3 separate regions of the Homo sapiens genome follow, and regions 1 and 2 are each linked to region 3. The links are chromatin loops, found by intact Hi-C in ENCODE. Cell type or tissue: chondrocyte. All regions are shown on one strand. Region 1 overlaps GMDS (GDP-mannose 4,6-dehydratase). Region 2 overlaps MYLK4 (myosin light chain kinase family member 4). Region 3 overlaps GMDS (GDP-mannose 4,6-dehydratase).

Region 1 (8,000 bases), 480 kb after region 3:
GTGAGTCAGAAATCTGGAGGGCTGTGTGGACGGAGACATTGCTCCTGCTGTTTTGCTGCTGTGAAATGCTCAGTGAAACCTAATTGAATTTGACAATTATAAATTACATATTGAAACCGTATAGTTCACCTAAGGAATAGCAATGAAAACAGTGAAGACACCAGAAGCCAGAGTTCAGGAAATGTCATATTCACATAGAAATACTTTAAATTTTTCTCAAAGCTTTATTTTCTCTTTTTTCAAGAAAAGCTCCAGACCACCCAGTTGCACTGGTGGAAGTCCTTTTGGGAAGCTGTACATAAAATCATCACTTTAATTCAGCTTTTGCCCCCATTGTCATACTAAGGCTGTAAGCATATGTATAATGAAGGAAACGAACTGTCAAAAAAGAAGAAAAGAGCACAGTAGATAAGCTCATTCTTCTCTCTTGTCCTTAGGAGCTGATTATACCCTATTGGAGGGGATTTGTGGAAGTTCAAAAATCTTTAAGAGGGAGGTAAAGATTAAAGGGACGTGTATCATGGCCCACGCTCCCCTCTCACTCCTCACAGTTCTGTATCTGAGCACAGCAGTTTGGACCCCGTTGTATGAGCATTTGCCACCACCTAATTCCTTCTCAGCCCAGAGGAAGCCTTATTTAAGGAAGGGAATCCACATCCTTGCTCTCCTTCTAGAGCTGTGTGCGCTTTCCCACACAGGCCCTCCCCACGCCACCCTTTAAGTATGTCCTGTGCCTAGAACCTTGCAGGATGAACCATTGACTATATCTTTTCTATAAATGACACAATGGGAAGAAGTAAGAAATTCCTTCAGGAACAGTTAAGTGTAAAACAAGCTGGGATGCTCGTAGTCTTTCCTTAAAAGTTGATTGGAACATAAGCTTACTGCCCAGTCCAGATGTCAGCCTAGGAACAGCTGGCATAGAGAGCCAATGTTTTGTTCTGAGGGGACCTCATCCTTTTTCTTCCCAAGGTCTCTTGGTCTAATTAAATTTCAGGGAGACAGAGCCTTGGCAGAAGGTTAAAGGAAGCAGCTAGACTGCAGTATTGGAGCTAGGCTCAAAACTAAATTGAGAAGTTTAACTGGGTGCGTCTCTGGTTTCAATGAAATACTTTTACAGTGTATGGTAGCAAGGTCTGTTTCTAAGCCTTTGAAAAACATTTTTCTTTTTCCTTAATTGTAGTTCCCTGGTTGTTTTTATATTGTGAGCTACTTGTAGAAAACTACAGGAAACATAATTACAATACAAAGCTCCATTTCCCAAGCCTACCAAGATTATTTGAAGCCAAACTGGGTTTTAGGGTTTTGCTGACTATGAGTTCACAGCCATGAAATGCATCCTATGTCGTGCTGGTTGATTTACAGCCAGTGTGATGTGATTAAACAATAACCATGTTTCTCCACACCGTCTAGCCGCTATAGGATTGAGAGAGGGGAGGGATGGGCTGCATGACTCCACATTGCACAGCTTCCTCTGGGGAAAAAGAATGAGTATCTTTGTGTGACGCTTATAGCAAAATAGAAGCCTGTAGAAATATATACAAGTTTATTTAGGGAGGGGAAAGAAAAATAAATTACTTCGTTTTTCTGCTTATATTGCTATTTCCTTGTAGCGCTATGTTAAATTGCTAATTACTACTTTTTGTATTCTACTTTTCCTGAAGAATCTGTATATGGACTTTTAGGGCCAGCAGAAATAACTTGTTTTAGTACTATTAACACTCTGGGGAGGAAACTGGTACTTCAGTGTATTGCGAAATGCAAAGCGTTTGAAAAAGTAGTGATGGATGATGAGAACGACAGCGAGAGTCGCTGCGTGTACTGCTGCAGCCCCATTGCAAGCCCACGGTGCAGACATTCAGCAGGATCCAGACAGCCTCTGCTCTAGAAGGCTCAGCAGAGAAGGTGAGCTCCAAACCCAGGGCAAAGCAGGTCCCACCCCTGCCCTCTCGACCATCATGAATCTAGAACAAATTCCCCACCTGCCAAGTTTCAGGGAAGTCTGAAGAAAATAAGCAGGAAAGGCTTTCAGTGGCAGCTTGACTGGCTGTTACTTTCACACGATGAAACTCCTTTTAGGCTGTTCTTTAATTTGTATGTAGCTGAAATAGAATGATCGAGTATTTCTCACCTTTAAAGATCGGCTATTTTCGTACGGCCTTTGCGTTCGGTTTATTTCGAGGAATCACATCTGATGTGTTATTTGACGAGTACATTTGTGTATGCAAAAGCTAAATATTTATCTCACTTCTAGCAATTATGTATCTCAAAGTCTTTTTTCTTTCTTCCCTCCTTTCTTTCCTCCCTTTCTCCTTTCCTCCTTTCTTCCTTCTTTCCTATTTTGTAATTCATCTTGAAATTCTCATCTCAACCTTCATGTCAGTCAGTCTTCACAGAGCTGTAAGAAAGACATTGGTGAGTAGGGGCTGAGAGCAGGATTAAGTTCTTCTCCGCTGGTTTTCTTTTAGCCAGCCTTCCTTCCAGGGAAGCCTCTTAAGTCGATGGAGATGAAATGCCCTTGTTTCCTCGAGTGGAGCAGTTGGGGAAAGCGGGAGGAGGAAGGCACTGCCAGAGGGGACGGTGGCGGGCAGTGCGGGGTCCTGCAGAGCTGCTGGCTGCAGCTCCGCTCGTGGAAGTACAAGTGGGTCGAGATCGGCATTTTCTTAGGAACAGAATCGAACCGAGTAGAATAGGGGTAGAATAGAATAGACCGTCTACAGCGTTCCTGGACGCTAAGCCTAAGAATTGCTTCGTGAAACTCCAGTTTCGTTTTATGAACGCGTGTGTGCGGGAGGCGACGTGAACTGACTTGACTGTGGGTACGAAAAGCCCAAAGCCACCGCCCAGGAAGAACCGCGCTTGGCTGCGGCCCGGGAAGAAACATCCACGGCCGCGTTAGAAAGAGGGTCGCACGCTGCCGCCGAGGTAGAGGGGTCCCCGAGTCCTGGGGCCTCGCGCCCCACAGCCCGAGTCCCTTCCCCGCGGGGCTGGTGGCTTTGGGTAGGACGCGCGCTTGGCGCGGCCAGCCCTGCGGCAGGAGCTGAGCGGCGCAGGGACACGGGCAGCTGGGAGGGGCGCCTGGTGATTTACTCACTTCCCTCCTAGCCAGAGAAGTGCAGCAATTCCAAACAGTTCTCATAGGAGCGTCCCTGACAACTTCATGTTATAAAAAAAAAAAAAAAAAAAAAAAAAAAGCATTAAGAGCCCAAGGGACGCCTTGGGGAGAAGAGGTGTGGAGGTAGCTGGGGGTGGATCGCGGTCACGGTCCTCACGGGTCCGCACAGCACATTCTTAACCGCGACCTAGTGATTTACGGCGCCGAGAGCCGCAACTGAACGCGCACAGCAGGGACCGAAAGCAGGGAAACCCGGAGCCTTGTGCGCCCAGAGGGAGCGGAACGGTGGGAGTTCCCGGGGCTCGGGACCTGCTGCCCCCACCCCCACGACCCACGCCTGCTTCGTCTCCCCCTCTTCTTCCCTAGGACTTTCTGCAGGGCGACTGCACCAAAGCGAAACAGAAGCTGAACTGGAAGCCCCGGGTCGCTTTCGATGTGAGTATCTCTTAGGGCGCACGCCGCCCGCTGCGGGGCCCCGGGCTGCAGGGCGGCAGCTCTCAGGGTCGGGCGCCTGAGGCGCCTGCGATGCCCAAAGCCCGGAAGGCGGGGTGCGGGAGAAGTGAGGGGAGCTGGAACGAGGGACGCGGAGGCCTCTCTGGGGCCGACACCCGGGGTGGGGTGTCACCAGGAGAGAGTGGCAGAAGCTCCTCCCTCACGCCCACCCCTGTGTTGCAGGAGCTGGTGAGGGAGATGGTGCACGCCGACGTGGAGCTCATGAGGACAAACCCCAATGCCTGAGCAGCGCCTCGGAGCCCGGCCCGCCCTCCGGCTACAATCCCCGCAGAGTCTCCGGTGCAGACGCGCTGCGGGGATGGGGAGCGGCGTGCCAATCTGCGGGTCCCCTGCGGCCCCTGCTGCCGCTGCGCTGTCCCGGCCGCAAGAGCGGGGCCGCCCCGCCGAGGTTTGTAGCAGCCGGGATGTGACCCTCCAGGGTTTGGGTCGCTTTGCGTTTGTCGAAGCCTCCTCTGAATGGCTTTGTGAAATCAAGATGTTTTAATCACATTCACTTTACTTGAAATTATGTTGTTACACAACAAATTGTGGGGCCTTCAAATTGTTTTTCTCTTTTCATATTAAAAATGGTCTTTCTGTGAACTAGCATTCACAGGGTCAGTGTGGATGTTTTCTCCCAAGTTATGAACACGGCTATAGGGGTCCCCAAACAACCCCACAATCCAGGCCTTGGAATGAGATCGCTGTGGTCAGGCCTTGCCCTGTTTTGAGAAAGCCCTTGGTGGGAGGACTCCTGCAAGGCTAAGGGGGGCGGGGGTGCTCCGGCGAGCCTCCTCCTTAGTCTTTGCCTGGGACATTTCTTTCCCCCTCCTGGTGACAAGTCACTCTGGAAACCTAGTTCCTGCAGAAGGGAGGAATTCACACCCTGGCTGGTCTCTGCTGACTATAATTAGAACCCAAGGGCTCTCACCCATCTGAAAAAGAAGTCTTGAGAAATAGAGGGGGGTCAGAAGAAGAAACTTGAAGGTAAGCAAATACTGTTGGAACATTCCATGGCAAAGCCACCAAGTTACCTAGAGGTCTCTGAGCCTGTGCCTTTCCTTGTGGTCTAGAATCTTTTACACAGTGCTTATTTGCAGCCTCTTCTTATGACTACTAGGTCACTTTTTAAATCTCAGTTTAATGTATTCATTCAGCCATTTATGTTAAGTGCCTAATACATGCCAGACATTGTGCTATGCACTTGAACGACATCAGCGTTAATTTGAAGCTATAATAAAAAGGTTTAAGGCTCAGCCTCAGATCTCTGGATCTGGTTTGTTTGCATGCATCATTTAGGTGGCCTGGGTAAGACCACAGGTGTGTGCTCCTGAGCTGTGTATGGTGTACAGCTACAGGTAGGCTGACGCACACATGTGCAGGACACCCACAGGCAGCAAGCAAGGATTCATGTACAGGTGTATACCTCCACATGAAATACAGTATTTTGCCCTAGAACAAATTAGGTCAGGACACTTCTCCCCCTCACTCCCCTTCCAAGCAAAATAAAATAAAACTTTATAGCAAATGGAATTCCAGCCTTTGCACATGTGTGTGTGAGTGCGGGTAAACTATTTCTGAACGTCTTCACAGGCAGGTTTATGATCTGGGGGAGGACCGAGTCTCCAACGACTGGCGCAGGAGAGAGGGCTCTTTGTGTGGCTGCCCAGTTGCTGTGAAAGCTTGCTGGCCGGGCGGCCTCGCCCTCGATGGAGCAGAACTGGGGGGCCTGAGCTAGCCCACCCGCTCCTCAGAAGCTGTCCCAGGACTCGCCTTCTCTGCACTCCCAGGCGGGATGCTGCTAATTGGAAACACATGGTTGCTGGGAGGCCGGGCCTCAGCCTGGGCGGGATAGTGGGCACACACACAGATACATACTCACACATTGGCTCGAACACAAACATCCATGCACATCCATTCACAAGTGCACATACACTCCACAAACATGCCATCTCACAGTCACACATTCTCACAAACACTTGCAAACCCAACTCCCAAACCCACTGTCACACACATCCTCCAACAAATCTCACAAAGAGTCACATTCCTCTTAGCCTTGACCCTGATGGGCAGGCACCCCCTCTCCTCTGACCACCGGAACCTCCCTTCCCACACCCAGGAGAGACTATTCCAGGGGCCCTCAGGCTTGCCATGGCCCTGTTTAATTCAGTGTTGCTTGTTTGGACACCTAGAATCAGGAGAGATTCTAGGCAGGGGTTTATGCAGCTCCAGTTGAGCCATGATGTTGAATTCTACTTCTCCAAACGGATGGCAGCATCCATGTTTGAAGGAAACTAAAAAGTATTTTTGGTTGCAACCTTCTCACTGCTCCTGCACCCTGAGTAATGGAAGGAGCGGGAGTTCATTTGGCTTCCTGGTGTATGTGGTTTAAAAGGAGAAAAGGAGAATCGATTTACTTCGGCATTTTTTATCTATTTCTGTGCTATGAGAGAAATTCATTTGGACATCCTTCAAGACAATTCTTATTACAGGGTTTCTTCTATCTTAAATCTCAATTAAATTTCAGTAAACTTATTTTTTCCTGCTCTGCCAGACTTTGGCTGTTGGTTTCAAATGTTACAAAACATCTTCCACCTTGATATTTTTAAGGAAAAACTGAGAAAGTTAAACCTTCAGTTAAACTCACATACCATGGCAAAGCAATCTTGCCCGAGTTTGTGCAGGAGGTGCGTGGAACCCGGGTAGGCCAGGCCCCGTCGCGGGCTCTCTCTGCTGCCCTTTGTCTTTAAGGAATTGCGAGCGAGCTAGGCCCAGCATAATAAACCTGTCACACCTCTGCAGCTGTTTAGGGGCTCAGGCTCAGCCGCTGCTGCTGCTGCGCGCAAGATGGCTCCTTCGGAAGGCCGGGTCCGCTTGGCCGCGGGCGCTGGCGAGGAGCGGGTCGGCGCTGGCAAACCCCACAGGCATGGCTTTGGGTTCTTTTTCGCCCCTTTTAGTAGCCTTCGCCTACACCAACCACCGCGAACCTCGTGGAACCTCTGGCAGCCAGTTGGAGGGCTCCTGGCAGATGCAAGGAGTGTTATTATCGCACTAATGTGTTATTAGAGCTTGGAGCAGGCAGCACTTTAAACATTCACTTGAAAATAACCTTAAATGTATTGTTTACAAGTAACTTTTTAACACCCCTCCCCCCAAGTCTCAAAGCACCCTACGCACTTTATTTGGATTTGGGAGTGCCTACTGGGTGAATTCTGTTTTAAGGTGCAGCCCACACACGTCCAGGTGTTTTCTACAACCTGCATCCTTGATTGGTACGCGGGTGGCATGGAGGGGTGGTGGCAGCGCCCATCTAGGTTTTACAAAATGAGTGTCCCTGTGTGTGCGTGGACGTGCCTCACAAAGAGACCTTCACGTCCGTACATGCCACCCGCACCCTCCAAAAATTGTGGATTGCCATCACGGGGGTCGCTAATACTTTTAACAAGCAGCAGGGGCAATGGGGGACAAAACGGCGCTAGGAACTGGTCCACCGTCCACAGTGTGTCCCCTGAGAACACCCGGGGTCTGGGCCTGATCTCCAGGAGTTGGAGGAGGCGCCCCCGCCCCGTGCCAAGCGGGCCCAAGGCCCGAGGCTCCCCCGCTCACAACCCCGGTGCCCGGAACACGTCTTCGAGGGGCCGTGCTGTCGGGGTTATTACTCGCGACTGGACCTCGCGCCGTGTTGCTCTCCTCGGGCCCCGAGCCCGCCCAGCGGTCTGCACGGCCCAGGCCTGAGCTGCGGGCTTCTCCTGTGGGGCGCGCTGGGAGTGAGCTCTATCCCCAAAGCCCATTTCAACGTCCCAGGTATGACTACGACGGCAGAGGCCGGCCGCCCACCCTCGCCCCCTTCCCCGGCCAGAGCGCCTTTGCCGGGAGCCGACGACCGCGGCCTGACCCCGGGCCCCACCGCCTACTCCCGGCTCCCGCCCTTCCTCCACGGTCAGGGGTCACACACAGCGGACGCCCCGTTCTCAGCCGCCCCTCTGATCTCTGAATTTGGGAGCCAGCGTGTCCGCTGGGGCATGCACTGCCACGGGCACTGGGACCCCTTTGCTGCTGCGGGGAGGAGCCCCGACGGCAGGTGGGAAGACCTAGCCTGCCCGCGTCCCCGCTCCCCAGCTCCTGCGACCCGGGCCGAGGCTCTCAGCCCCTGGGCTTCCCCGCTCCGGGTTTGAGGGAGGGGCCGGGCCTTCGGGCCTGCAGACCCGCCACCGCGCGTGCGCATGCGTCGGCCGCGAGCCCCCGGGTGCAGGCCTGGGCGGCTCCGGCCCGCGCACTTGTCCAGGCGCTGCGGCTCAGCGCGCCCCAACCTCCAGCTCGGGCGGAGAGCGGGGGCGGGACTGAAGCACCGTGTTCCTCAAAGTATCCTCTCGCCGTCGGCAGCCCTGGCCTC
Region 2 (8,000 bases), 590 kb before region 3:
GATAGGATCAAAGACCTTGCTTATCGGGGGGAGGAAGAGGGATTCCAGTGTTGTTATAATTGCTCCAATCTGTGACCAGAGGGAGCCTGGCTGGTAAGAAGGCCTCAGAACAAAGGCCAGAGTGACCGGAGGCGACAGAGGAAGTGGGTCCCCTCCCTTTTAGTACTTTACAATCCCTGGGGTGTGGGTGGGTTAAAAAACACTGGTGTTCTGGCCCCACTCAAGACCCAGTTTATCAGAATCTTCAGGGGAGGACCCAGGCATTAATAGTGTCCAACATCCCCAGATGGTTGAGAGCCACATATTAGAACTTAGAACAGTTTGGATAACAAAAACAGGTGGGGTGGTGGGGCGGCAGGGTGAGCAATGCGAGTTTGAGAGGGAAAGAAAGAGCGGCCTCAAGTCAGAGGACTCAGCGTTTTCTCTGTGGGGAGGACAGGTAAGGTGGCAGTGGGAAGAAAATAACAATATCAGACTCATTATAAGGTGTCAGCACATCCAATGGGTATAAGATGGGGGAAAATAAAATCTGTGTTATCGAACTACTCACTGTGGCCACATAGGTAGGTGAAGATTCTTAATTTGTTCATTTTAAGTGGTTGTTTTTAAAATTTACACAGACAGGCTGGATAGAAGAATGGAGGAGAGAGAATATTTGTAATAATTTGTAGCTGTGACCCACAGCCTGGACCCCCATGGTGGCCAGTAGATGTTAGGGGTTGGCCACCCCATCTTACAGTTCTGTCCTCTACCACCAGGCTCAAGCGCTGATCTTTTCAAACCTCCTCAGCTCCGAACATATAACCCTTTCTACAACAAGGGAGTTATCAGGATAAGAAAACTTGGAAGTATATTTATAAAAAGTTTTGATGTCAATAAGGAATAGCCTGATGGAGTAAATTTGACCATCCTGGGCTCCACACGGTCTTTTCTTGCTAGCAGAGGCTGTTAAATATGGTAGCAGCTGGGCATGGTGGCTGACAGCTGTAATCCCAGCACTTTGGGAGGCCGAGGCAGGTGGATCACGAGGTCAGGAGTTCAAGACCAGCCTGGCCAAGATGGTGAAACCCTGTCTCTACTAAAAATACAAAAAAAAAAAAATTAGCCAGGTGTGGTAGGGGGCACCTGTAATCCCAGCTACTGGAGAAGCTGAGGCAGAGAATTGCTTGAACTCGGGAGATGGAGGTTGCAGGGAACCGAGATTGCGCCACTGCACTCCAGCCTGGGCGACAGAGAGAGACTCCATATCAAAAAAAAAAAAAAAAAAAAAAGAAAAGAAAAGAAAAGTGGTAGCATGCTTTCTCTTATGATACAGCTCAATGTATATTATAATAAAATAAAGTAAAATTATCCGTGCATCTTCATTCAGTGGATGATCCAGTTAGGCTTTCCTAAATCCACACCTTTAACTTCAGGCTCTTTCTTGGTCTATGTACTTGGAGGGTCCCATTTACTTGGCTTCCGAGTGAAGCACTGTGCACATAATTGTGGGTGCATGGAAAGGCTTTAATTTTCCTGGCGGGGTTATTTTCTCAGGTGACTGACTCCACCTGATGTCATCAGCAGCCTGGGGAGGATCCACTTACTGAGTTCTGAGAACAGGTGAACACTTTCCCTTTCTGGATTTGGTCAGTCAGTTTCTGTCCTGCCTTGAGCCATGCCAGTCCCCACAGACCATGAAACAGGCTTTGCTTAGTGAGAATTCCTTTTATCACCCAGGACTTCAGGGTTTTCTCGCTTCATACATGGAGAGTTTGAGTGTGTGCTGAGGTTGAAGGGAAATAGATTTGCTTTACAAACAATCTCTAGAAGTATCTTCTATGCTCAGGCAAGAAAATGTTTTCATATTTCTTCTGAAAATTCATCTCTTTGTATTCTTGTAGGATTTATTTATTGTTCTCTCCCCCATTAGGAATCTAATCCAAGTTTAATAAAGTCATTATAAATTGTTATACTTTTGTTTAGATATTTCTAGAACTTAGGTAAAATGGCCAAAAATTGTTCATCTTGGCATTTCCACAAACAGTAATATGCAAAACTGTTATTCAGGGTACATGACCCAGCGTCCTCTGCTAGCAAGAAAAGACTCTGCGGAGCCCAGGACTGGTCAGATTTATTCCATTAGGCTATTCCTTTTTCACACTGAACTTTTAGAATTTAAATACACTTCCGAGTTTTCTTATCCTGATAACCCCCTTGTTGTAGAAAGGCCATGTGGGTGATACGTTCAGAGCTGAGGAGGTTTGAAAAGACCAACACTTGAGCCTGGCAGTAGAGGACAGAGCTGTAGGACAGGGTGGCCGACCTCTAACATCTACCTGCCACCATCAGAGTCCAGGCTGTGGGTCACAGCTACAAATTATTACAAATATTTGTTCTCCTCCATTCTTCTATCTGGCCTGTTTGCAACAGTTTTAAAAAGAACCAGGAATTCTCTATATGTTATGTTATGAACACAATTTTCTGCAGCAACTGTAATCCCAAAATGCATGGCCGTTGATATTGCTGGCCATCGGCTATGTAAATTCAGGGCTGTGGATATGAGCCACCGTGGCAGGGATGCATCTGAGATGGCCCCCAGGGCAGCCTGGCTTTTCAGGGGTGCAGCCTGATGACAGAGTGTTCTCACAGTGAACGTGCCATTCCAGAAAGCACTGTTTTCTTCATCACGCATTGCTTCACCAAGCACTTCAGAACTTTACCCTCTGTTCGGTGCTGGGGAAACGAAGGGGAAGAGAAGGGTCCGTATGCCAGCGGGCAGACAGACACATTGAGAACGCTGCAGTAACACGGAAAACGATGGTGGCATTGTTGAGGTCCAGAGGAGCAGCCCTTATCTCAGCCTTTATGTTCTTTCAAGGACAAATCCGTTTTACCATTGATTTTTTAAATGATTTTTATTGAATGGGAATGAAAGAAGGATTAGACGATGTTGTTCAGTTGAATGAATTTCCCTTTCAGCTATTCCGCCACTCTCAGGAAAAGTAGGGTTTTGATGTAGTACTGGGACAGGTCTGTGACGCAGGGCGAGAGCGCACTCATGCCCAGGTAGCCGGCACACGCCTGTGGACCGATGCCGCCCTGCTGTTCAAATCTGGATCCTATGGCAGTAAATGTAATGGTTAACGGAGAAAAGAGGATAAAGTGCTGACTTGAAATTGCTTAAATAATCAAAACTGGCACGCAAGCGATGAATACTGAACTCTTAAAAGCAGTACTTTGCAGAAGGAGAAAAAGAGTTTGCAAGAATTGAGCTGATAGTTCTAATTATGTTCTTGCACTCAAACCGACTAATTAGAATGATCCTGCTCCAAAACACACTTCAGAAAATCAGAGTGTGAAGCACGGTGTTATCTACAATTGTCTCCAAATTATTTTGATTTTGTGCTGCCATCAGTAAAATATTTTAAAGCACTCCGCGATATATTTATTTATAATTATATACATTGATAACCACTACATGCATTTTATTTTATTTTATTTCATTTTATTTTATTTTTGAGACGGAGTCTCTCTCTGTTGCCAAGGCTGGAGTGCAGTGGCGTAATCTTGACTCACGGCAACCTCCGCCTCCAGGGTTCAAGCAATTCTCTTGCCTCAGCCTCCTGATAGCTGGGACTACAGGTGTGCACCACCAGGCCCAGCTAATTTTTGTATTTTTAGTAGAGATGGAGTTTCACTATGTTGGCCGGGCTGGTCTCAAACTCCTGACCACATGATCTGCCCACCTCGGCCTCCCAAAGTGTTGAGATTACAGGTGTGAGCCACTGCGCCTGGCTGCACTTTTATTTTTATAAATAACATTTAATATGTCAGAGATACTTTTATATGTGTCCAATTGTATCAATATATTTTTAAAAACATATGTAAAATATAAATGTTAAAAGAATGGTGTCTTAGCTTGGGCTGCTATAGCAAATTATTCTGGACTGGGTGGTTTAAACAACAAACATTTATTTCTCACAGTTCTGGGGGCTGAGAAGTCCCAAATCAGGCTGCTGGCAGATCCAGGGCCTGGCGAGGGCCCCGTTACTAGTGTGTAGTGGGCTTCTCCCCATAAAGAGTGAGCAAACTTTCATTTTGGTTCTTATAAGGGCACTAATCCCATTCATGAGGACTCTCCAATCATGACCTAGTCACCTTCGAAGGCCCTACCTTTTAATAGCATCACCATGAGGGTTAGGATTTTAATATATGAATTTGTGTGCGTATATCGTCGGGGGGGATACATTCAATCCATAAGGAATGGAATAAATTGAAATGAGTTCTAGCATGTCCTTGATACCCTCCAAAGGACTACTATGGACACTCCCTGGGTACGTATATCCCACTTACGAGACCAGTCTAGGAAGCCAGACAGAGTGGAGAGAGCTAAGCTGTGTTTTGAATACTTGGACATCTGGACCACTTAGCCTTTCTTCCCTGTGTCATTCTACATCCACTGATAAATTATTATAAAAGGAATTGGTAAATAGTTCCAAAGAAATCCATATGCAAATATAGAAATATTTTTAAGTGAATTTGCATGAAAGAGGTCCTTAGGTTCATCCCAGCCATCGATGTGAATTCAGCAGAGGAATATAGTCACTGACATGGTTTTCATCCCATTAACTGGGGATGGTCAGGATTGGGTCAGAAACTTAATGCTTAAGAGCACTGGTCCTGTGCTCTTTAATCGGTAGAAGACATGTTTCATTTTTGGACAATAAACAAGGTGTATCTACAAACTTGAGCTTTCTATTTTAGCAACTTCTAGGCATAACTTAGAAATACAAAGTAAAAATGTTTCATATTTTTGGTTGCAGTCCTGAAAAGAAAAGGAGAAATACAGCGTCTGTCCTGGAAAGGACAGGAGAATACAACTTCTGTTTGTTGGAAACTCTTCGGTTCAAAGTTCCTCTAGATGTCAGTATTACATAGGGAAATGAAACTATAACAGCCTTTGGCAATGAATAAAGGCCTTCTTACATTATTTAAATGGAAAAACATATGTGATATATAATTACTAAAGAAAAAAGCAACCTCTCTTGGAAGCTGGCTTCTTATATTCCTCAATACTGACAGCTTCTCCTGTTGGTCAAGTCCAACTCCGAACCCAAAGAATATTGGGTTAGCATGTGGACTTTTCCACCTGATACTCAGATGGCCTCAGGGGCAAACGTGGATCTATCAGTGCTCCATGGAGTCTTACAGCCAGCTGCTCAATTTTATATACTTTTATGAGTAGAAATTGACTGATACATACCAGTTTTCATTATTAAATCCACGTATGCTTATATCATTGCATTCATGCCACACAGAATAAACCCAGAAGCACAATGTCTATTGATACACCAGAAGTTTTCATTTCAAAAGGGAAGAACTGAAAGACAGTTATAAAACACCTTAAACACAATTTGTTAAACTGTCTTATTCGACTAATTTGGATATATGCTTTCAAAATTGGACTTAAATTCTCTCCTTTTTTTGCTTCTCTTCCATGTTAATTGTAATCTTTCGACAAATATTTATCTCTTCACTCTGCTAATTTGTTTTTGATTTATGACCTTCTCTCTTAATCATTTTTCTTATCTCCTGTGGTGCCAACTATGTAGTAGATCTCAATAAATAGGAATCATGTAACTTGGCTATAGTCTTTCTATCTTTTTTTTTCCCCAGAAAGACAGTATAGGGTGGTAGTTAGGTGCACTGGCTGAAGTAGACAGCTGGGTCAGAATCCTAGCTCTACCATTTCTAAACTTTATAACCTTGGGAAATTACCCAACTTCATTTGTACGATGGGGCTAATAGTATCTATCTTAAAGGGCTGTTAGCAGGAGCAACCAGTTAAACAAAGTGCTTAGAAGAGTGGTACATAATGTGTGTGCACAATACATGGTAGCTGTCACCACTACCACCATCATCACCATGACCGTCACCATCACCACTACAACCGCCATCACCACTACAATCATCACCACCACCACCACCACCACCACCAGCAGCACTACCACTACCACCACGACTACCACCACAACCAACACTACTACCACCACCACCACCACCGCCACCACCACCACCACCACCATGACCACTACCATCATCATCATCATCATCACTACGTACTGGTCTCTGAAGTAATCACCAGGGAGTCAAAGATGAACCAGTCTTTTTGCCCACTGGAAGTCCACAGTCTAGTGGGAAATTGACAGGAAAAAAGGCTTAAAGTGTTATAAGGGACACCAGGGGTGGGGATATGTGCTGAGTTCTGTGCAAGCACAGAGGAGGGAGCAATCAGCTTTGTTTGAAGAGGCGGCAGCCCATTGTCCCTGCAGAGGGAAAAGTAGGCAAGTGCCGTCTCTGGACTTTCACTTAAAGAGAAACTCTGAAGCTCTCACTTCCAGCCTTGGCTTTCCACAGATTTACTAAACATGCCTTTATGTTTTAAGTTCACCATCTAAAAAACGGAAATACTCTGAATCCATGGAGCTGCCCCCTGCATTGTGTAAAAGCACATTTGCAGCCGGACATGTTGGCTCACACCTGTAATCCCAGCACTTTGGGAGGCCGGGGCAGGCGGATCAACTGAGGTCAGGAGTCCAAGACCAGTCTGGCAAATGTGGCAAAACCCCGTCTCTACTGAAAATACAAAAAATTAGCCAGGCATGGTGGTACATGCCTGTAGTCCCAGCTACTCAGGAGGCTGAGGCAGGAGAATCGCCTGAACCCGGGAGTTGGAGGTTGCAGTGAGCTGAGATTGCGCCATTGCACTCCAGCCTGGGCAACAAGAGCGAAACTCCATCTCAAAAAAAAAAAAAAAAAAGCACATTTGCAATTTGTCTTGATATCTGTGCTCTGAACTTACATGGTGTTTCATGCTTGCAAATCAGCTGAAGGCAGATTATGTTGTGTTTCAAAGGGGAAATAAATACTTTTTTTGGACATCCACACAATGTCATTAATTTATAATGCAAAACTTTAGAAGTTGTGATAATTTGGGTGGATTGGGCTAATGTTTCCCTTTTATATGGGGTACATTAGCTAACGGTTTGCTCAACTAATTCAGATACTCCAGGACTGTGAGAAGAATGTTTATCCACTTAGGAAAAGGGCCATCTGTTCTAAGCACTGTAAAGGTTCCATTTATAAAGCTGACTTTCATCTCCTACTCTCTGGTTTACAGAGCCCATTCACATGTATCCTCTCATTTCTATTTGATTTATATGTCAACCATATCAAGACAACTTACACAGAGGTCAAGGGTGATGCACACATTATTAACATCCTTTCATCTATTCATGAAGATGGGCTTTTTCCCATAATGACAGTTTTACAGAATTTCTTTGAAAATAGTGAGCTCATTTCAGATACTGTAGTCTATACAGGCTTTCATTAATTCAGACTGTTCTGCCCTCTACATTACTATTAATTTTACTGGGCTTTTTTCTATGTTTGAATCATATAATATAGTAGTTTTCAGCCTGGGGTGACGGGTGATTTTGCTCCCCATTTATAGATCTCTGGAGACCTTTTTGGTCATCACAACTGGGAGGGAGGGTGCTACTGGCATCTGGTGGATAGAGGCCAGTGATGCTGCTGTCCTGTAATGCTCGTGACATTCCCCACCACACGGAATCATCCAGCGCAAGTGTCAGGAGTGCTGAGGTTGAAAAGCCCAGATGTGATATGTAACTTCAATTACTCAATTGTGCCTCCACAGGCGAAGGAGGTGTGGTCAAACGCCGACCTGACGGAAAGGATGCCCGTCAAAAGCAAAAGGACATCAGCCCTCGCAGGTAACATCTTTAGAAAAGTAGATAGTTATGGATGAAGAAAGTTCCGTTATAAAAGTCCTGTTGTTATTCAGAGGAAGTTGCACATTCATAAAGCCCTGTGCAGGAAGAAGTGATGTTTATAAAAAAATGCCCCCCCCCCCCTTTTTTTTTTTTTGCTTGTGTTTGGGTCTTACTAGTTACAAACAAGAAAATCTTTTGGAACCCAATTGGTCATATTTCCTTCTA
Region 3 (8,000 bases):
TTTTGTTCTACAAGCTCCCATTTCTTTCTGATCAGTCCTGTTGTCCCTTCACCTGTGTGGACACAGCCCCCGTGATAACTTAATACAGTTTGTAACCACTTTTATTTGTTACAGCGCAAAATTGCAATACGAAACCTTTTTCATTTTATAATTTCATGTTTAGGTTTATAATGAATAAACACCACGATTGTAAATATGACTAGTTTATTCCCATGGTTCTTAGGAAGAAGTTGAGCATGTTTGACTTTGTATTCATCAGGGTAGGCAGGAGTGTATGCTGTTGGTGGGTGCCTGTGTGTCATCTGGCTCAGATTCTTCTTGGAAGCCTGTTGTAGATTTGAGCAATTGAATTCAAATCTAAAACCACTTAAAAAGTCCTTTATAGTCCATTAAGAATTTATATGAGAGAGAACACTCTATGAAAGTTCTCCTCTCCCTGTTCAAACAGATTGTTCTGTTTTATTAGAGCTAGGTGGTATTGTAATTTTGATAACAGCTAATAATGTTTGGAATTTTGCTCATAATTAATTAGTGGACCACACAAAGCTATGCTTGTTGGGTTTTTCACCCTTAATGTGTTTATAAATAGTGGCTTGTTTACTAAATAAAATCCAGAGTAGCATTATTTTAGTATTGCAACATTATTTTATATATATTAAGCTAAAATTAATACAAATAGCTAAATGAACATATTTACCACAATATTAATTTCTAGATGCTATTTATAAAAATGGTGGGTAAAGAGTAAGTTAGTAAATACACTGTGAGTAAAACTTTTCCTTTTTTTTTTCTTTTTTTGAGACAGAGTCTCGCTCTGTCGCCCAGGCTGGAGTGCAGTGGCACCATATTGGCTCACTGCAATCTCTGTCTCCTGAGTTGAAGCAATTCTCCTGCCTCAGCCTCCCGAGTAGCTGTGATTACAGGTGCCCACCACCACGCTCAGCTAATTTTTGTATTTTTAGTAGAGACAGGGTTTCACCATGTTGGCCAGGCCGGTCTCCATCTCCTGACCTCAGGTGATCCACCTGCCTTGGCCTCCCAAAGTGCTAGGATTACAGGTATGAGCCACCTTGCCCAGCCAGGATTCTTGATTAGATTACAGTATGTAATTTACATAAATTAAGGTGAAGACATAAATGATACTTTGTTTAATACCATAATGTATCTCCCCCGCCCCCAAAATTTGTATGTATATTTAAAAAAATTAGACTTAATACCTCTTTTAAAATACATAGTAAAGCTTGATATTAAATATGATTTCTACTTTATCCTTACATATGGCGGAGTTTATAAAATTTGCCTTGTTAAAGTTGGATCCTTAAAGTTAGTACGGTAAAATAAAATGAAATCTTTTCTAGTTCAAAAAATGTAATGCGTAAGAATTTTTTCTGCTACTTTGTACTGTAAATCATTAATTGGATACCTTACCAGTGCCAGCAAGAAATAAATCATATGAAAATGGTTTGAATGTATCAGATTTCTATTTTTTGAAAAATGTCTAAGATCGAAGATGAGTGATTAGTAGGTATCACTTTTACTCTTTGAAAAATGGCAGAGTATGTTCCTAGTTTGGAAATGTTAATTTAAAGTGTAATCCACAGCGAATTTAGATTTGCTTTATTTATAAGAAACCGCACATCAAGCCTTGGTTTGGCATGTTACAGCTCCGTTAACAGTTTATCGTTAAGAGACTGATTCTTTAGAAAATGTTGCACCCTGAAAGGTTAGCTCAACTTGTGTACGGTTCTAGTGTTGATAATTAAAGTGAAATGTTTGCCAGAGAAGAGGAGTATTGTGTTGATAGCAATTATGCAGTTATTCTAAATGGGAGCTGATAGAGAAGAGGCAGCAGTTTCGCACTTCTTATGCTGTTTGGTATATCAGGGTAAAAAAACCTGTTCCTGAGTTTCTTTTCTACTCCCATTCCATATATTTCATTGGTGCCAGGTTTTTATTTTTTTAGTATATAACAGTAAAGTCTTTTAGAAATTAGTGGTATTGACAAAATAAACCTTTTAGGACATTCTTCAAGACTGTCAACCCACATTATTAGTACTGATGGTAAATAACCAGTCTTTACCCTGAGTGCATGGATTAATTGTTACATGGTGTAGGGGACAGGGTTTTTTTGTTTGTTGTAACATTCCCATATGGCTCACACTAGAGTGCCTTTCTATTTGTTTGTTTGACACTAACTTATCTTAGGACAATTCAGAGCCAGTATGGTCAGTCCTAAAGGGGAGGCTGAGAGGCTCTTTAGTGTGGTCTGATACATTTCTCCATCTTCCCTAGAGAAGAAGTGTTTGAATATTTGACAGAAGTTAGTCGATTATTATGTCACAATATTTGAGTTATTGGTTGTTTACATAATGTGTGTAAATAATTTTTTCATCTGTTTGCTTTGCATTTGCTTTATATTAAATATTAGGAAAGTGTTTTGGTTTAGTGATCATTTCTTTTTTTTTTTTTTTTTTTTTTTGAGACGGAGTCTCGCTCTGTCACCCAGGCTGGAGTGCAGTGGCGTGATCTCCGCTCACTGCAAGCTCCGCCTCCCGGGTTCACGCCATTCTCCAGCCTCAGCCTCCCGAGTCGCTGGGACTACAGGTGCCTGCCACCACACCTGGCTAATTTTTTGTGTTTTTGGTAGAGACGGGGTTTCACCATGTTAGCCAGGATGGTCTCGATCTCCTGACTTTGTGATCTGCCCGCCTCAGCCTCCCAAAGTGCTGGGATTATAGGCGTGAGCCACCGCACCCGGTTAGGTTTAGTGATCATTTCACTCTATCATTTGGCAAGATATTTAGATTGCAATTTAGCAAAAATTAATTTATCTTATTGGAATTATTTACTTAAGTGACTTAAAATTTCAACTTTTGTTTTTCAAGCATAAGTTCATCAAATTTGCCAAATTAAAATTTATCAGCAGCAATAATGGAAAAAATCTATTGGTTATGTTCAATAATATTATGTTAAATAATGTAACTTCAGTCATTTTTCAGTTTTATAAATTTGCTTCACAGAGAAAGAAATGGAAATTTCCAATAAGCTTTACGTTTGTGTAGGGAAGCAAATTATCCCTAAAGCTTCCTTCTTCATCCCTCTAGATTAGAGACATGATTGTTTTTGAAACTGAGGAAGTTTCTGGTGTGTTTAAGAATGTTGTGCTCTTTTATACACATAGATGGCAGCAAAGAATTAGACAAAGGAAGTGAACCTTGCAGTTGTAGTGAAAGATGAGTGACAGTACAAACTGACTCCATCAGCATAGCTGCCTGTGTCTCATACTTAAACATAAAATAAGAAAGAAAGCTACTATTGATAACACAAGAATATAGGAGAACGAAGAAGGCTCTGAGAAGCTGTAATACACTGAATTTCTGGACAAATCCCAGGTGGGGAAGCTTAATCTTTTAAGGTATGTCATCCACTCCTGTAAGATGATTGAAATCAGCTAAGATAATATGCATGTCAAAATAAAGAGACAGTGAAGGGCTGAGGGGCAGTAGGGCCAGAGGGAAGTAAAAGAGAAACCACGCACAAGTTGCAGCGGCAAGCAATAGCCTGCTGCCTGCGGGCACTGTGGAGTTTGGCCTGCATGTCTCCTCTTTAGTTAAGCAAGTTACAAAGAGGAAATGTCAGTCCACGAATCAGGCAAACATTCCCTGGGAACGTTTGCTCAAATGTCAGCATTTTAGAAAATAGAACTGTAGTCTATTATGGTTCAGTCCCCATACTGGGTTTGCTGTTAAGTGCACAAGCACAAATATATTGCTTAAGAATGCATTTGCTATTAACAAGTCATTTTATGTCTTAATTAACATTCCTAAATAATGACATAATCACTATAAAAGATGACAGTCATCATTATAATTAATATTTAATATGTGTGTGCTTCCGAGGACCTTTCTGTGGCTTCTCACAAATTTCCAAGGTAATTTTCAAGTTTTAGAATTGCATTTGGTGAGATCACAGTCATGAGGATCTAATGAAGTAGAATCATATTTAGTAGAAACTGAGATTCGGAAGTGAGTTGTAGAAAAGCAATTTGTAACATGTCCTTAACAATCCCATCACCTCAGTATCTTACTAATTATAAACGAAATAAGGGCTTCTTAATGCCACTAGAGTAATGCTAACATTGTTTAGGAAAACATTTCTCCTACCCTCTATTTTTTTTCTGGTCTACTCTCAGGAATTTTAGTACCACAGACTAATCTCTGGGTCACAAAATTTATTCTAAAGGTGTGTATAACAACGTGCTTAAAAGCAGTATCTGGCAAGTCTCTCTTGTGACAGCAACGTTATTTCTGACATAATTATTTTCTTAGTAAATTTGATATCTTAACAACCCCTTCCCTCATTTCTGAGTTCAAAAAATAACACTTAATATAATTTATTTCTCATACTTAATAAAAGCTTACTTGAGAGCATATTGCCATTCATCCTCTAGCTGCTTCCCCCAAATGAGGTTAGAAGGGAATGCGGTTTGCGAGGGTATAAGGTGGTTTCCAGCATCGTACGCTGTGTACTGTAATGGGCCTCAATGTTGTTTTAATGAAGCATTAAACATATTCTGGCTGTTGCTTGTTACTTATTAATGATTAATTGGTTATACTCTGTCATATCAGTAGAAAAAGAAGATATGTATGTAGTTTTTCTGTTTTAAGCAGTCTACTGTGTTAACTTCAGTTTGTATGCACAGATATTATCTGTGTTACCCTAATATTTTTAGTAGTGTAGGCGGTTTGAAAACAAGGACAAAGAAAATTCTGATGTCTAAACACATAATCTTGCAATTTTGTGAATTTTTAATTTAATTAAATGGAATTTTATAAGTTGAACTTTCATTATCATATATTTCTTAAAACCAGGGTGTAAGATAATTGAATTAGTCACAATTACATAAACATTTCTTTATAGGTCATTTTTGAGATAGCAAATGGGTTTTAGATTAAAAGGTTGTTTAAAAACAGCTTTTAATCAGAATATAATATGTTTTGCAGGTGACTGCGTACTTTTTCTTTTACACTTTTAGCCCCTCTTTGGCAGGCATTAGATTTAGACTGTGACTTTCTTAATGCAATAACATCGTGCAGATTATTTATGTGACCTTTTCACTGCCACGGTTTTCATTAAACGGACAGTATTGCAACACCATTTCCTTCAATTGCTTGGTTTCAAAAGAATCGTGTCTCAAGCAGGCAAATCTAAGTGATTTGTGTTGCTTACTAACTGAAGAATATTGTTTTAAAACTTTTTTTAAAAACCAGCATATTAATTTTCTTCATATTAGCACTAGAACATTTATTTTCCTTGACAATATTTTATAAATATTTTGCATGAATAATTAAATGTTGGATAATTAATAACATTTTTTTCAATTTGCTTATAATTTTTAAATGGGCTTTTAAAAATGATACACTTTATAGTTTTTGATGCCCTTTTTAAAGTCTAAAAACAGATTTTGTATGAATTATAGGGGACTTCAATGTTTTATTGGCATTTTATAACCAATTTTAATTTATGATGGCTTTACATTTGTTTACGTGACTACATCTTACAAAATCTTAGATATTTGAAAAATTTCCAGTGTAGTATAATAATAGCTTAAGTAATACTTGCCTTGTTTGTCTTTCTTACTTACTTTAACTTTCACATGGTTAATTAAGTAGCATTCCTGTTGATTAATAAACTAGAGCGCACACTGTTGTTTGAGGTTAAAATACCAAAGTTTTGTGCTTATGATACTTAGATTTTCCTTTATGTCCAAATTGTCCTTTCTTTTATCTGATGTAAAATATTTAAACATATATAGATACTTTGAAAATTATTTAAATTGATAGATGATTGCATGTAATCACGAAGTATGTTTTCTCATGTGGCCATTGTTTTTCAATGAAGTGTTAATGGTTAGTGGAAAAATTTGTGTAATATAAATGCCCTAAAGTTCAATTTTGGCGCTAAATTTAATTGCCTTTTTTCCCCCACAGTTTGTGTCTTTATTTTAGATAAACACATAAGTTCATAAATGTATTGCTCATATTTCGTCTTTCTTGAGGAATGGTTTCAGATAGATTTGATATACTTTCTCTCATTTCGTGGGAGATTCTTTTCTCTTTCTCTCAGTTTCTAACTGGGGATTCCACTTATCAGGTTGAACCATCTTACATGATGATGATTCTTGGTGGTGCAACTTTGTTGGCACAGGATCCAGAGACTAATCCATAAAGCAGTTACTGGATTTCCAATGTGTGAAATATTAGTTTGTCCCTTTTTCTTGTGTTTTTTCTTCTGAAAAGCTTTACTGAAATTTCATTTTTTATTTTCTCTCTTTTTTTTGTTTTTTGTTTTTTTAGTGTTTTTTTACCATGCTACTTATGAAAGAATTTCCTAAGAACTTTCCCAAGTTCTATCACTTGGGAAAAGATGTGTTTTAACTACAACAGAAACATCCCGGTTAAACCCTTATCTGGTCAGAGATTTTTAGTTCCTAGCCAGTAAAAAACTGTTTTTTATAATGTAACATAAATTACATACTAAATTAGTACTTTCAGTAAAAACTTTTCAGTAAAATTTTGACACTTAAATGCTCACTTTTTAAAAAAAAAATCTCAGTAATGTCAGGTCATAGGCACATGAAATGTTTAATACAAAAATTGCAATATCTTTCATAATAACATAGAAGTTAACAGAGTTTTGACTAATCTTACTCATTTTCTTGCATTCTTACAGAAAATACTAGTACAATTGTAACCTTTAGTGAAATTAGTTCTTTGTAAGAATTACATTTCTATATGTAAAACAACTATAAAAAGAGTGCCAAGATTTAATGCGTGCCTTCACTTTTCGGGGACGTTTTATTTTTTCCACTGTAAGTAATCTTAATTCCAGATGTTAGCACATGACATTTTGTGTAGTGCCCCTATCACATGTTTGAGTTTTTTTAACATTAGCTCTATGATCTGATGCTATGTATACTATCTTGACTCGTCAGTGATATAGATTTTGTTGCTGTCATTTAGTTTTTATTAATAGTCTTCCATTTGTATTAGTCAAACTTAAAGGCATATGTTTGTTGCCACATACAAAATATTTTACGGAATAATCTGTAGTTTATTTACATTGTATTGTGACGTTAGACCTTTCTAGTACAGCTTTATAAAATAAAATAGTTGGTTGCATATAGAGGTATCTTATTGAAACATCAGTGTAATGATAAAAATATTAATTGTTGTAATGTTTAGGACATTAGAAGAACACAGATGTGGCCACCTTTTGAAAACTTAGAAGTTATTTATCTCATAGGAATTTGTAATAAATCCAAAAGATAACTATAGGGTTAACACATGGAATGACGATTTCACTATATTGGCAATTTATTTACATTTCTTTAACCCAATTTTAATTGTAATTCTGTGATTTAAGCCTCATTGATTTATATTTTTGATTGGTATATTGAAATATAAAACCTTCTAAATTCTAACTAGCACAGGGTACTTTTTCTTTGTCATGTGAAATTAAGGGAATTAATCTTGTCAGAATTTTTATAATCATGTAAAACAAACCTGTGAGGAAGACACATAGTCTCTCTGGGCCTCAGTTTTCCCATCTGTAAAATAGGATGTGAGGCTTTGGGAAACAGGTAAGAGTTATGCTGTATGTTCTCCAAGATCTCCTACAACCCCAAAATTTCATGATTGTCCAATTTGTTTTTGAAGTGGTATTGTGCTTATCAATATAAATTACATGTCCTGTCTAATGAAAACATCAGTGTTAATAAAACCTAAGGATGAAAAGTTCAGTTTCTTTTAAAAATCATACTTTTTGGGAGAAACAATTGTCAGATATTAGCATATAATGGTTTTTCTCAAGAAATATTTAAAACTTTATATAAAGTTATCTTGCACCTTTTTAAAAACTTAATGCAGAATAGTGGAAATTCTGGGATGGAAAAGGCATTATATTCTATTTTGTCAGAAAGTATAAATTAAAGTTAAATG

Evidence for each region. Hi-C counts contacts between places; a loop is a spot of excess contacts. Peaks named below come from ENCODE experiments on the same cell type or tissue, not always from the same donor. Only the 100,000 strongest peaks of a DNase experiment are listed, where the experiment ranks them.
Region 1: it touches region 3 in a loop (5-fold over the local background); 14 of 110 quality-filtered maps call a loop at or near these places.
Region 2: it touches region 3 in a loop (4-fold over the local background); 7 of 110 quality-filtered maps call a loop at or near these places.

The regions. Positions count from the first base shown.
Region 1 is chr6:1,620,022-1,628,021 of GRCh38, reverse strand. GMDS (GDP-mannose 4,6-dehydratase) reads left to right here. Exons shown (of 11, transcript NM_001500.4): 10 at 3,482-3,550; 11 at 3,791-4,216. The coding sequence ends at 3,853. Among named protein-coding and RNA genes, the nearest start is that of FOXC1, 14 kb to the right of the region's middle. RefSeq lists an enhancer at 3,425-3,534. In chondrocyte, CTCF peaks have their summits at 2,653, 4,189 and 4,404 (motif pointing left); a DNase peak (open chromatin) is centred at 3,773.
Region 2 is chr6:2,692,559-2,700,558 of GRCh38, reverse strand. MYLK4 (myosin light chain kinase family member 4) reads left to right here. Exons shown (of 13, transcript NM_001012418.5): 3 at 7,700-7,775. Among named protein-coding and RNA genes, the nearest start is that of MYLK4, 54 kb to the left of the region's middle. In chondrocyte, CTCF peaks have their summits at 4,689 and 4,901 (motif pointing right); no DNase peak of the experiment used is centred here.
Region 3 is chr6:2,099,661-2,107,660 of GRCh38, reverse strand. The region is part of intron 4 of GMDS (GDP-mannose 4,6-dehydratase); the gene reads left to right. Among named protein-coding and RNA genes, the nearest start is that of GMDS, 140 kb to the left of the region's middle. In chondrocyte, CTCF peaks have their summits at 2,984 and 3,190; no DNase peak of the experiment used is centred here.